2 separate regions of the Homo sapiens genome follow, and region 1 is linked to region 2. Evidence: chromatin contacts called from ENCODE Hi-C data. All regions are on one chromosome and are shown on one strand. The core of a region is the stretch at or near the end of the contact, and the rest is flanking DNA. Distances in the headings are between cores, read along the strand shown.

What was found. Hi-C counts contacts between places; a loop is a spot of excess contacts on that map.
Region 1: a loop to region 2 is called in a map of tibial artery, with 27 times the contacts of the local background. The contact joins the promoter of FAM225A here to the promoter of BSPRY in region 2. A Hi-C loop is called at or near these places in 1 of 168 maps with a recorded cell type or tissue (tibial artery).

The regions. Positions count from the first base shown.
Region 1 is chr9:113,110,687-113,114,655 of GRCh38, forward strand. It overlaps FAM225A (family with sequence similarity 225 member A), which reads left to right and starts at 2,210. Exons shown (of 3, transcript NR_024366.1): 1 at 2,210-2,477; 2 at 2,871-2,977; 3 at 3,734-3,969. FAM225B (family with sequence similarity 225 member B) reads right to left here and starts at 991. Exons shown (of 3, transcript NR_024376.1): 1 at 724-991; 2 at 224-330.
Region 2 is chr9:113,346,620-113,350,790 of GRCh38, forward strand. BSPRY (B-box and SPRY domain containing) reads left to right here and starts at 2,922. Exons shown (of 6, transcript NM_017688.3): 1 at 2,922-3,161. The coding sequence starts at 2,961. RefSeq lists silencers at 2,890-2,959, 2,990-3,269.

The DNA of each region.
Region 1 (3,969 bases), core at 960-3,459, 240 kb before region 2:
TGAGGCACCATGCCCGGCCTTAATGCAACATTTTAAAAATCAAAATTCATGCTAAATATTCCATTGTGAGCAAAATATCCACATTTTAAATCAAGCCATGGTCAGATCCTGTAACTGCAACACTCTGAGAGTTGTACAAGCGTTGGGCACGATGGGAAACTAAATTTTGGCAAATTCCATTCAACCTATAAAGTTGTCACCAAAGAAAAGGAAAAGTACTCACTTGCGGAATGTTCCAGACAGCTCCCAGGCACACTGCACTGCCAGAGATGGGGGATCTGCTCCCCGAGGACTGGGGCTTTTCCAATGAAGGCCATTTTCCAGTTTCGTCTAAAAGCACAGAAGGACTTCGTGAAATGTTTGGCTTCTTCCTAAGGGAAGGAGGTGCCTACAGCGTTGCCATCACTGCTGCTGGCCACAGGAAGATGCGTACATATCGTCCCGCCCTAAGATCGTGTTTTGAAAGTGGGCGACTTTGGAAATTAACTGAGGCTGTAACCGCAGAGCTGACGGGATGGGGGAGCTGCTCTGATGAGTCTCCAGAGCGGCCCGGTGACCGCAGGAGCTCTGAGTCATCAAAGACCGGGGCCAGGGAGCCTGGAAGAGGAAGGGCCCGCTGCTCCCGGGCCACGCCGGGACACATGAGTTAGGGGCAAAATTTAATGCCGCAACAAAGCGACTCATTTTTTTGGAACTGAGGCTGTTCCAGAACTTCTTACTCACTCTCGGCGCCGCCCCCGCGCTTCCAGGCCCCGGACCCGCCGCAAACACCGCTGGGCTTGGACTCAAACCGCGGTCCGGTCCCACCCGGTCTGGTCCAGTCCCGTTGGAGGCGGCGGTTGGGCTCAGCGCCAGGCGCGCGCCCTCTGCTGGCCGTTGGGAAGCGGCGAGGGAAGCGCTGAGCTCGCGGCCGAGCGGTGGTCGCTCGCCCCCTCGCGGGCTCTCCCGGAATCGCTGACATTCTCCGTCCCTTGCTCTCTGCTCCTGGCTGGGGACGCTCTGCTCCAGCCTTGCCTGCTCCCTTTCCTGGGATACGCCTTGGAGCCATGGCTTAAAAGTAAGGACATCTTCATGCATTTGAGATACCTGAATAGTAGATATCTGAATAGTATCTCCTCTTAGTCAGGCCTGAATACAAAGACCTGCTCCTAGTTCTCTTGGGAAACAGGACATAGTCTCAAAATCCAGAAGACCCAAGACTCCTGTTCCCACCACCACATTCTGCAGGCTTCAACCAGCTGGACATGGAGGGCCATGGTGGTGCGTGAGATAAGATCTCCTGGAGAAACTACTACCCTCCAGCCTTGATCACTATCAGGAAGATGAAAGCAGGAAATCTACTTTGTCCCTGTTTGGGAATCGCTGTCTAAAGGTTCTTCCAAAAATTTGCCCCCATCTGAAGGCAAAGAAATACAGTCTTTGCCTGGGAGGTTTTTAGGGGTGAAATTGAAGTGCTCTTCTTCCACCAGGCGCGATGTATCACGCCTGTAATCCTAGCATTTGGGAGGCTGGAGGTGAGAGAGGTGAGAGGCTGAGGGGGAAGGATCCCTTGAGGCCAAAGTTAGAGACCAGCCTGGGTAACATAACAAGACCCCATCTTAAAAAAAATTACATTACATGAAAATATGGTTTTATTTCCCTTCATGTGACGTTTCCCACAGGAAAACTGTAGAGGAAGTTAAACTTGTGGCTCTTTCTAATCAATTATACAGATGGTTTGCCCAGCTCAAAAAGAAATCGCAACTCTTTTGCCCCGGTTGGCAAATATTAGTACCAAAATCATGGAATTATTTTGACAATATCTTGTACATTATGAGTTACAAAAATGTTTAGAGAGAAGAAAATTTGTATTCCTTGAATGAATATTATTTGTAATATTCTTTGATCTATTACAATGATATAAAATGGCATTTGCTGTTCTTCTGTTTGAACTTATCTTGTGACACTTTCTTCAGAATGGTATTTTGTTAAAACTGGTAGGTATTATAAAAATAAACAGTGACCAGTAGCTTGATTGTATTACAAATTTTTCTTTCATGTAAGAGGTTGGGGCAGGTATTTCTCATCAGGTGACTCACCTGTTTGGCTGTCTCCCAAACAGTGATTTAGAACATGGGTTACCTGGTGTTTTGAGGCTTTGATTACCGTATAACTGATTTTGTAATTGTGGTGCTTAGGTCTATTCCAATCCATGTAAATGGAGCATCCCCAGCCAGGAGCAGAGAGCAAGGGACGGAGAATGTCAGCGATTCCGGGAGAGCCCGCGAGGGGGCGAGCGACCACCGCTCGGCCGCGAGCTCAGCGCTTCCCTCGCCGCTTCCCAACGGCCAGCAGAGGGCGCGCGCCTGGCGCTGAGCCCAACCGCCGCCTCCAACGGGACTGGACCAGACCGGGTGGGACCGGACCGCGGTTTGAGTCCAAGCCCAGCGGTGTTTGCGGCGGGTCCGGGGCCTGGAAGCGCGGGGGCGGCGCCGAGAGTGAGTAAGAAGTTCTGGAACAGCCTCAGTTCCAAAAAAATGAGTCGCTTTGTTGCGGCATTAAATTTTGCCCCTAACTCATGTGTCCCGGCGTGGCCCGGGAGCAGCGGGCCCTTCCTCTTCCAGGCTCCCTGGCCCCGGTCTTTGATGACTCAGAGCTCCTGCGGTCACCGGGCCGCTCTGGAGACTCATCAGAGCAGCTCCCCCATCCCGTCAGCTCTGCGGTTACAGCCTCAGTTAATTTCCAAAGTCGCCCACTTTCAAAACACGATCTTAGGGCGGGACGATATGTACGCATCTTCCTGTGGCCAGCAGCAGTGATGGCAACGCTGTAGGCACCTCCTTCCCTTAGGAAGAAGCCAAACATTTCACGAAGTCCTTCTGTGCTTTTAGACGAAACTGGAAAATGGCCTTCATTGGAAAAGCCCCAGTCCTCGGGGAGCAGATCCCCCATCTCTGGCAGTGCAGTGTGCCTGGGAGCTGTCTGGAACATTCCGCAAGTGAGTACTTTTCCTTTTCTTTGGTGACAACTTTATAGGTTGAATGGAATTTGCCAAAATTTAGTTTCCCATCGTGCCCAACGCTTGTACAACTCTCAGAGTGTTGCAGTTACAGGATCTGACCATGGCTTGATTTAAAATGTGGATATTTTGCTCACAATGGAATATTTAGCATGAATTTTGATTTTTAAAATGTTGCATTAAGGCCGGGCATGGTGCCTCACGCCTGTAATCTCAGCACTTTTGGAGGGCAAGGCGGGCAGATCATCTGAGGTCAGGGGTTCAAGATCAGCCTGGCCAACCTGGTGAAACCCCGTCTCTACTAAAAATACAAAAATTGGTCAGGTATGGTGGCGGGTGCCTGTAATCCCAGCTACTGGGGAGGCTGAGGCAGGATAATTATTTGAACCTGGGAGGTGGAGGTTGCAGTGAGCCGAGATCTTGCCACTGCACTCCAGCCTGGGCAACACAGAAAGATTCCGTCCAAAAAAAAAATTAACAAAATAAAATAAAATAAAATGTTGCATTACTGTGTTACTTTTTCATGGGAATAGTAACTAATGAAGCTAGCAGGCGTGATGAAATCCCAGCACTGTAGCAATCGCTCCATGAAGACGAGCCGCACTGCCCTTTCCCTCCCCACTGGGTATCTAGGGGCCCTCTGGTGGTTTCTTCCTAGACTTACTTCATGGGGACTTCCAGGGGAGCCCGGCCTCAGGTAGGTGACTGCACTTCATCTGGGCTCTTCTTTTCCAGCGGTCACTCCTCTGCCCTGCATTGGCCTTGACCACATGACCCAGAGGTGCAGGGAGAAGCCTCCCTTGGATGCTTGGAGTGACTTCAGCTGCTGAGAGTGTCTAAGGAGAGCCGGGAACACCGCACGCTTCCTGCAGATGGCGGGGCAGACCTGTGTGCAAGAGTGCCTGAAGGGGATCTCCCGTGGCGCTACCTGGTCCAGGGAGGTCACAGAGAGCTCCTCCACCCTGAGCACA
Region 2 (4,171 bases), core at 1,672-4,171:
GAGCTATAACCGGGGAGTTTATGAGTATCCCAGATGTGTCCTGCAGGGCTTGATGAACAGATAGGGAAAGGGCGATTCTCCAGTTCCAGTCCAACTTGGCTCATAAGTGGTGAAACAGAGGAACCCGACTTGATAAAAGTAAATCTACTCCTACCTTAGCCCTTTGCATTTGCTGATGCCACTACCTGAAAGTAATTCTGGTGATTTAGGGGCTGTTTTCCAGATCCTGGACCTGGTAGGGCCAATGACTGCTCTAGGGCCACACCCAGTGAAGGCCCCCCTCCCCCCCCCCCACCTTTCCCTAAGGATTTTAACCCTTGTTCCTCCCCCTGCCCTCCACAACCTCTTTTCTTTCTTTTCTTTTCTTTTCTTTCTTTCTTTCTTTTTTTTTTTTTTTGAAACAGAGTGTTGCTCTGTTGTCCAGGCTGGAGTGCAGTGGCGCGATCTCAGCTCACTGCAACCTCCACCTCCTGGGTTCAAGCGATTCTCATGCCTCAGCCTCCCCAGCAGCTAGGATTACAGGTGTGCACCACCATGCCCGGCTAATTTTTGTGCTTTTAGTAGAGACGGGGTTTCACCATGATGGCCAGACTGGTCTCGAACTCCTCAAGTGATCCGCCTGCCTCAGCCTTCCAAAGTGCTGGGATTACAGGCATGAGCCACTGCTCCTGGCCACACAACCTCTTTTCTTTTTAGCCTTCACACAAAAAGCACCTCCTATTTTCTTTGTTTTCACCATAGGGTTTAATAATTCCCCATCCCCAGTCCTTAGAAGGAAAAAATTCTAACCACAATCTCTAATTACCATGGCCTATTTCCCTCCCCACCCCCAGAGGAGTGTAGATGCTGTTATGAGGCCATCACCCTCCCACTGGGATGCACTGGAAACTTCTTTAGATGCCAGGAAAGCAGCACCCCTGTCGCCAAAGAACCTCACACAATTTACATTCTGAAACCTGCTACAACTGTATTTACAGATCCTCACACATATAATAAAACCTTTTATTATCCCCTACTGTATATCAGACACCCAAAGTAAATACTTTGTAGACAAGATCTCATTTCATTCTTGAAGTAGCCCTCTAAGGTAGATGATAGTATTATTATCACCTCTGTTGTAGAGATAAGAAAACAGACACAGAAGCTGTGAGTAACCTGACCAAGATCCCATAGCTGTAAGCTGCATAGCTGGGATGAAACCAATGACTATATTTCACTCAGTGTTCTCTCTAATCATATGGTGTAATATTGTCTATCTGGGGTGACAATGTGTCCCCATTGGATGATGACACCACTGTGTACCGCTCTGGGTAGCTCTGGGGCTGTTAGCTGCCCTTACCCCTCAGGTGCTAAAGCAGTAGTGGCTGAGAAGGAAAGGGTTCTATCTCCTTTGTGTGGCCATTGCTTAGAGAAGCTTCAGAGTAGAGGTGCTAGAGCCCCTGTGAGCTATGGGATGTAATGTTTCTCTTTCGGTTTAGCTCCCGCCTGTGTTCAGTTCTGATGCACTCAGAGTACTCTCTGACACCTGAAGGCCTGGGCCCTTCCCCTTTTGAGAGAGTGCCCAGCTTTCTGCCAAGACTCCTAAGAAAGAATTTGGGGTTGGTGGCCGGGCGCGGTGGCTCACACCTGTAATCCCAGCACTTTGGGAGGCTGAAGGGGGGAGATGGCTTGAGCCCAGGAGTTTGAGATCAGCCTGGGCAACATGGCAAAACCCTGTCTCTACGAAAAATACAAAACTTAGCTGGGCACGGTGGCATGTGCCTGTAGTCCCAGCTACTCAGGAGGCTGAGGTGGGAGGATCACTTGAGCTGGGGAGGTCGAGGCTGCAGTGAGCTATGATTACACCACTGCACTCCAGCCAGGGTGACACAGTGAGACCCTATCTCAAAAAAATAAAAAAAAATAAAAAAAAAAAAGAAGAAGAAGAATTTAGAGCTGGAGAGCAGCGTTCTCCTTGTATGCCCAGACAGACTAGACTGGATCCCCAGCAGAGGGCTCAATCTGGGCTCAGACTAATATATAAGATCCTGAGGGTGGGAAAAGCCCTAAACAGCTCAGGAACATGTTAGCAGTTTTTCTTTCTGGGGTGGGAGTGGGTGGATTTTTCTTCCACATGCTTATTTGCATATTTTGTTTTCTTCGAAATAAAAAGGCATTACTTTTTTTCAATGCTAGTTTAAAAAGAAAACTCAAATATTCAAATTCAAAAAGTTTGGATGTAAATACTTTGGGAAAATCAGCCTAATACAGATATTTCTCACTGGGCCTCAATGTTCAATTTAAAAAATTATTAATTATAGTAACCTTAAGTCACACTGCCTAGGTTCCAATCTCATAGCTACCAATTAGTAACTGTGACCCTTGGCAAGCCACTTAACTTCCATAAAAATGGGATCCTAATAGTACTTTCCTCGCACTGTTAGTAGACACTTAGCGATTGCAGCTGCTATGTTCCAGATATTGTTTTACGTATTTAGCGTATTTACTCCTCAGACGTCTGGGAGGCAGGTACTCTCACCCCATTTTACAGCTGGAGTTCCCACCCAGTGAGCAGCCAAACGGGATTTGAACCAGGCAGTTTCTCAGCAGAGCCTTGCTTGAAGCTAGGCATCTAAAGCTGCCTCTCAAAAAGGGCAGTGGTCGGGATTACATAACAGAACGCTTGCAAAGCTCTCAGCGAAAGCCTGGCACTTAATAAGTGCTCAATAAAGTTTCCTACGGTCACAGTAATATTTGGAGTTTTATGTTTGTTGTAGAACAAATACGCATACAATCGCGATTTCATTCAACAAGGAATTTAAAGAGACCTGCTGCCCCGGGCGGGATGGGAGCGCGGGTTGGGTGGGAGGAGGCGCAGCTGCGGGGCGCGCTGGCGCACCGGGAGGGCCGGGGGCGGGGTCAGCCAGGCCCCGCCCGCCGCCACCTGCGACAGGTGGAGCGCACGGGGCGGGCGCACGGCCATGTCCGCCGAGGGCGCGGAGCCGGGGCCGGGGTCCGGGTCCGGGCCCGGGCCGGGGCCACTCTGCCCCGAACACGGCCAGGCTCTGAGCTGGTTCTGCGGCTCCGAGCGACGGCCCGTGTGCGCCGCCTGCGCGGGGTTGGGCGGTCGCTGCCGGGGGCACCGCATCCGCCGGGCGGAGGAGCGCGCCGAGGAGCTGCGGGTGAGCGGGTGTGGGCGCCGGAAGGCGAGGGCTCCGGAGACCCCGGGCGCGCCTGGCGGGACCCGGCAGGGACTGGGGAGCCTGGGGCTGGGCGGACTCGACACCCGGCCCCGGAGCCTAGGCTCCTCGGTGGCTTTGGCTGTAGGACTAGGCGGTTAAGGGTGTGGCCTCTGAAGTCAGGCTGGCCTGAGTTCGAATCTACTCCCTGTGAGTCACGTAACTCTGAGCCTCAGTGTCTTCATCTGTAGTTTGGGGACAACAACAATAATAATAGCGCGTATTTATTAGAGTTGTGAGAAATAAATAAGATAGTGGGTAAAATGCTTAGCGATAAGGGGATCCAGGCTCCCCAGGCCCCTTCCATTGCTCTGTTGAGGAAGCTGGGGCTGGCATGAAAGGCTCAGCTGCTCCAGTTCTCAGCGCAGGGTGTGCCCCAGCTCCCGCCCCTGTGGAAACTGACACTGATAAAATCCAGCGCGACCGTATCCCTTAACCCCTGGACTCAAAGCCCCCCTCCTCCTTTCGCCTCTTCCCCCTGCTCCTAACCCCTTCTGGCTTCTGGTGCGGTGATCTCTTTTTCGCTTTCAGGATTGGCCTTGACTGTACTTCAGGCTGGTTTAAGGGCTTCAGCTGGATAAACGGTGGGGGTAGGGAGAATATCAGGGGATTCCCCTTCACCCAGGCTTTCTCGCCACCTCCACTTCCAGCTCGGCTCCAGGGTGGCCACCTCCTTGTCATCACCATTCTCCTGAGCTGCTGAGATTGGGAGAGTCGAAGTCACCTTGGGCTTCTCTGTGGCCCCTGGGGATTTCCTTGCAATTTGATTAAACAGCTTGTTTCTCCCAACCCGACTCTGCAGTTCACCCCTGCTGTGAAGCCTGAGGGCTCTGGCTGGGGACTTCGCCTACCCAGAGTGACCTGTAATAAACACATCTTATATAGGGTGCTGGGCTCGGGAGGGGTTCAGTTTTTCAGCAACACCCAAAAGCTCCTGGTTCGTCCTACCTGTT